2 separate regions of the Homo sapiens genome follow, and region 1 is linked to region 2. A link is a loop called in an ENCODE intact Hi-C map of the cell type or tissue named here. Cell type or tissue: heart right ventricle. All regions are shown on one strand. Links, peaks and the distances in the headings refer to the core of each region. The heading gives the core; the rest is flanking DNA.

Region 1 (2,915 bases), core at 214-2,713, 100 kb after region 2:
TCTCTTTGATTCTCTCTGCCTCTCAGACTCAGCTCTCTGTCTCTCGTTCCTTCATTCTTGAATAAAGTGCCCAGGGGAAATGTCCAGCAAGAACAAGACCCTCCCCGGACTCCACAGAACAGAGTAGGGTGGACTGCTAGGCTGGGTCCATGTGCCAGGTTGGCTCAACAGTTTTGCTGGGAATTCCCCTCTGGCCACAAGAAGCCATGGCCAGGGAGGGAAAGTGTCCAGCAGTGGATTCTGGGCCTGCGAAGCCAGGCTCCATCTAAGCTTACTTAAGAAGCAACAGTAATAGACCCCCCACCCCCCGCCTTAGGGAGCAGCAGAAAGGTGATTACATGCTGTGTCAGCTAATCCCGTGAAACCCTGTGTCTCCCTCCAAGGAGTCAAACATTCTCAGTCCTTGTATTCCTCCATCCTTCCAAGTGGCAGGAAAGACCTTCAGAAACCAGTGTCTGAACAAAATGCCAGCAGGAAAACCACAGGTCTCTGCTTTATCTAAGTGAGTGGGAAGAAGGGCTGAGGGATGGATCAAGAATTAATGAGGATACAGTAAGTAGAACAATGTACGACTCCATAACCTGAGAGCTTTTGAAAGGACAGCTGGAGCCAGTGCTTCTGGCCGTACATACCTGTGATCAAGTTACACCCTCTCCCCACAAAATAGCCACCTAGCAACCAATACAATATGAATCAGAGTCATAATCACGGCCATTTCTCTTGAATCAGGGGTCCTGCCAGCCACTCTTCATGTATCTGCTTAGTCCATCCTACCAAAAACTCTAACAGTCACCTCCCCATTTTACAGATGAAGAAACTGAGGCTCATAGAGGTTAACTTGCCCGAAGTTACAGTTAGTGAGTAGAAGAGCTAAGATAAGAACTTAGGACTGCCAGGCTCCCAGCCAGCCTGCTCGCCTCCCTGTCAGTCACTGTCACCTCACTGTCACTGTCACTGTCACTCTGAAGAAACATTCTGAGTCAAGTAGAGATGTTCTTTTCACATTTGAGTGTCCTTTTCTGTAGGTGGATCAGAGTATAGAGACATCTGGACACAATTAAGCAGCAGGTCAAGCTGACCTCCCTTCCCTGCCTTCCAGGCAGCAGGTGGCTTCTGAGCATGACCAGCAGCAATGCTGTTCCAATCAGTCCAGGTAGCGCAGGCCCACGGTCATGTCTCTGGAGCTTCGGCAAAATAGTTCACTTGCTGTGCCTGCAGCTCACCAGTGGTCAAAAGAAATCCATTAAGAGCTTAAGAAAAACATGTAAGAGAAAAATTCATAGTTGAGAAAATTCTATTATGCTGTGTTTCTTTTGAATTGGGATAAAACCGACATTCTACACATCATCATGGCAGAGCACTTTTCCACCAGACTTGACCTCAAGGCCTAAGAACAGAGGCAAGAGTCCACCGAAGACTCCTCGTCCGGGGCAACAGCAATTAGGAGGCGTGCATGTGCCTTTCAGGTCTCAGGTCAGAGAAAATTTCGGAAACAAGGTAAAAAGAAAAAGGGAAGAAAGACACTCAGTTCATTCCTCTGTGAATGCCCCACTCCTTCCTTCAGTGGAGAAAGAGGTCTCATCCTCAATCATTGCTCCTGCAGACACAGCGGGGGCAGGGCAGCATGGAGGAAAGCCAGGCAGTGCAGCGTGCTGCCACACTCACAGATATGGAAACCTGCCGAGGCTCTCTGAGTTAATCTCCCCTGGCCATGACCTCATGGGAACAAGATGTGTGTATTTTGTGCCAGGATGAGACTGTGGCTTCACACACAAAAAAAGTTTATGAGGTTTAAAATAACTCATTGCTCTGATTGTACCACAGTGACCCAGAGAGCACACACCCAAAAAGGATTTTGGCCCAATTGCCAAGTTGATGGTCTTTATAGATGACATAAACGGGATTCCGTTCCATTCTTCAAATACTTCCCGAGTTCCTACTGTGTGCCAGTACTGAGCTAGACACTGAGGACACGAAAATAAATCCGCCATGCCCTCTGACCTGAGAGAGCCGATAACTCCAGGCAGGGATATCAAATAGAAACTCAAATATCTATCTTCAGCATATATATATACATATATATTTTGAGACACAGTCTCACTCCAGGCTTCAGTGCAGTGGCATGATCTTGGCTCACTGCAACGTCCGTCTCCTGGGTTCAAGCTATTCTCCTGCCTCAGCCTCCTGAGTAGCTGGGATTACAGACATGCACCACCACGCCCAGCTAATTTTTGTATTTTTAGTACAGACGGGGTTTCACCATGTTGATCAGGCTGGTCTCCAACTCCTGACCTCGTGATCTGCCCGCCTCTGCCTCCCAAAGTGCTGGGATTAAAGGCGTGAGCCACCACGCCCGGCCCCAGCAGATATTTTCTGAGGGCCTACTACATGCCAGACATTCAGAACTAGCGATTACCAAAATGGTAGTCTAATGGCAAATTAGACTCTCTTTGTTGACCAGCTAAACCAGATTCAATTCAGTTTCATGGACAAGTCCCTATCATTTAGCAACTTTTAAAATGCTGTCCTTCCTGCTAGACTGTAAGCTTCATGGGGGCTGGGGCTACACACATGCCTTGTTCACAGTGTGTCTTCAGTGCTGAGATGGTGTCTGAAGACGGTGTCTACAGACGGTGAGTGGTCAAGAAATCCATGAACCTGGGGAAGTTCCTAGGCTATGGGGGGAGCACAAGATGGAGAAGGGATGAAGAACAAAGGGTTCACTCACAAATTATCCTCTCTCTCTCTCTGTCTCTCTCTCATGCACACACACACACACACACACACACACACACACACAGAGTCAATTAATGACATAGAGTGAACTGTAGGCCTCAAACTGCCACGGCTCACAGAAATTGTCATGGTTCCCAGGCTCTGAGCCATCGCGTGGCAGATACCTTGGTTGGCTCTCT
Region 2 (2,915 bases), core at 119-2,618:
GCCACTGTGCCTGGCTGAGAAATCACTACTTTGCTTTTAGAAATCACCGTCCTGAGAAAAATCAGTTTCTTTCAGAAATCCTTGTTTTCTTGTCAGAGCTCCATGCATAGCCCACTGGAGGCCAACATTTTCCATCAGACATCCCTGTTTTCCTGTCATAAACCACTACTCTCCTGTCAGAAATCCCTGGTCTCCTGTCAGAAGTCCCTGGTCTCCTGTCAGAAGTCCCTGGTCTCCTGTCAGAAATCCCTGGTCTCCTGTCAGAAGTCCCTGGTCTCCTGTCAGAAATCCCTGGTCTCCTGTCAGAAGTTCCTGGTCTCCTGTCAGAAATCCCTGGTCTCCTGTCAGAAGTCCCTGGTCTCCTGTCAGAAGTCCCTGGTCTCCTGTCAGAAGTTCCTGGTCTCCTGTCAGAAATCCCTGGTCTCCTGTCAGAAATTCCTGGTAGGAGCTTCCAGTCAGAAGTCATTACTTTCCCGTAGGGAATCACTGGTCCTTGCCTGATCCTTCTTTCCCCAGAATATTCAGAGTTGCTCGTCATCCTTTGACTTTGGTAGTTTTCTTGTGACTTTCTTGCTGGGAGAGGAGAAGGGCACTGCCGGCTGTTCACACCTGTTTTGCCACATCTGTGGAAGCTCAGTGCTGGCTCCAGAAGCAGCCTGGGGCACTGGACACAGCACAGGGGGTGTCCACAGCCTCATATGCCCCTCCTGGGTGATGATAGACAAGTCATTTCTGCCTGCTGGACCTTTTCCCCATCTTTTTGTTGGGGGTGATAATATCGCCTACTCTGCCTGCTTCATAGCGTCATTTAATTTAGATCAATGACACTTCTGACTTCCAAAAAGTTGCTACTTTGTTTGAGACAGAAATCTCTTTTCCTGTCATTTTTACTCACTGTTGCTCCATAGGGCAAATCTAATACTTCTTCCATACCACAACCCTTCAACCCTGCCCCTAAATCTCCTCTTACCTGCAAAAAATGCCTCCTGTTCTCTAATGCCCAGATTCAACCAGCTCATTCCTTGTGTTGTGTGACTGGCTTCCAGGTCTGTTGCCAGCCTGCTCCCCCGACTCCACCCCTGGTCCCACCTTGTTTGAGTTTGTCTAGGTCTTTCTTGGAGTGTGCTGTGATCAGCTCAGGGGACAGCAAGAGTGTCACCTCCCTCCTTCTACAGCAGATGGCATGGTCAGGTTGCATGAGCTTTTACACTGCAGATTGAATGTGCCATTTACCATGTAGAATCTTCCCAGGCAGAAGCTCCATTTATTCGTTTTTATTTTTCTATTAGAGGTTTGTAATTTTCTTTGAATGCATTCTTCATGTCCTTTTACGTGAATTGCAAAATACTTAATGATTTGGATTCTTCAGGGAATGAGCTCTCTCTATTGCATTTCCTTCTAGTCTTCATCACTGGACTCTAGAAACGGTGTATTGATTTAATTTTTTTCTTATAATCTGAAACGTTGCTGAACTGATTTGCCATTTCTAAGTAGTTTTCCTGGAACACTCTGTACTGTCTTGGGGTGCTTACCCATTCTGTCTTGTGATGGAGACAGCTTTATGGCAGGCTGTGTCACGTGCTCTGCCATTTTCTCCTTGGAACCACTCCAAATGGGTGCCAACGCCTCTAGGCAGGAGCTGTGCTGGACATCAGAGTTCAAGGAAATGGGGATGGCATTGTTTTATTATTATTATTTTGAGACAGAGTCTCGCTCTGTCGCCCAGGCTGGAGTGCAATGGTGTGATCTCAGCTCACTACAACCTCCGCCTCCCAGGTTCAAGCGATTCTCCTGCCTCAGCCTCCTGAGTAGCTGGGACTACAGGCACCCACCACCATGCCTGACTAATTTTTTGTATTTTTAGTAGAGACGGGGTTTCACCATGTTGGCCAGGCTGGTCTCGAACTCCTGACCTCAGGTGATCCACCCGCCTCGGCCTCCCACAGCGCTGGGATTACAGGCGGAGCCAACAAGCCCGGCCTGGAAATGGGGATGGCATTATGAACAGGGTAATCTTTTGTTAATTCTGATTTCCATTTTTTGAAGTAAATCATTCTAATAACTTTGGTAATTCAGCTATTAATAGCAACACATTGCTTACCACATACTTCACAAGTGAACAGTGATCACACCGAAGTTGAAAACACTTGGCCTGTTGATTAAACAGGGTTTTCACTGGATTACACACTTTAAAACGGTGAATTTTAAGGTATGTGAATGAGTCCTTCCCCTGCTCAATGACAACAACAGGAAAAATTTTAAAAATAGGCTTTGGAGACAACTAGTTTATGTCCCAGCTTTGCCCTTAACAGGCCGTCTGGCCTTTAGGCAATTATGGTCCAGTCCTTGATTTCTCTGAATTTCCACTTCATCCTATGTAGAATGGGATTATGAATTGCCCTTCTTTCATTCCACTGATAAAAGAAACTCTCCACCCCCACCCTAGAGAGCGGCTGATCAAAATATCCCAATTCTCCTAGACACAATAATTGATGAAGACACGCTCACAAGACCCAAAGATGCTCAGTCAAGATTCGTGAGGAGGGGAAATGTGGATGCTGGGTCAAAATAGGGCTCTCTCCTTCTAAAATCATAAGACATAGCCTGGGGAGCGGTGGCTCACGCCTGTAATCCCAGCACTTTGGGAGGCTGAGGCGGGCGGATCATGAGGTCAGGAGATCAAGACCATCCTGGCCAACATGGTGAAACCCTGTCCTACTAAAATACAAAAAATTGCCAGGCGCAGTGGCTCACGCCTGTAATCCCAACACTTTGGGAGGCCGAGGCAGGCGTAACCTGAGGTCGGGAGTTTGAGACCAGCCTGACCAACATGGAGAAACCCCATCTTTACTAAAAATACGAAACTAGCCGGGTGTGGTGGCGCGTGCCTGTAATCCCAGCTACTCGGGAGGCTG

The links. Peaks named below come from ENCODE experiments on the same cell type or tissue, not always from the same donor. Only the 100,000 strongest peaks of a DNase experiment are listed, where the experiment ranks them.
Region 1: it touches region 2 in a loop (1.9-fold over the local background); 5 of 110 quality-filtered maps call a loop at or near these places.

What each region holds. Positions count from the first base shown.
Region 1 is chr3:197,351,381-197,354,295 of GRCh38, reverse strand. No RefSeq gene overlaps it. Among named protein-coding and RNA genes, the nearest start is that of DLG1, 54 kb to the right of the region's middle. In heart right ventricle, for the core only: no CTCF peak of the experiment used is centred there; DNase peaks (open chromatin) are centred at 225 and 1,655; H3K27ac peaks cover 2,452 bases.
Region 2 is chr3:197,452,463-197,455,377 of GRCh38, reverse strand. All of the region lies in intron 2 of LOC105374308 (a long non-coding RNA gene), which reads left to right. Among named protein-coding and RNA genes, the nearest start is that of LINC02012, 56 kb to the left of the region's middle. In heart right ventricle, for the core only: a CTCF peak has its summit at 1,164; no DNase peak of the experiment used is centred there; H3K27ac peaks cover 30 bases.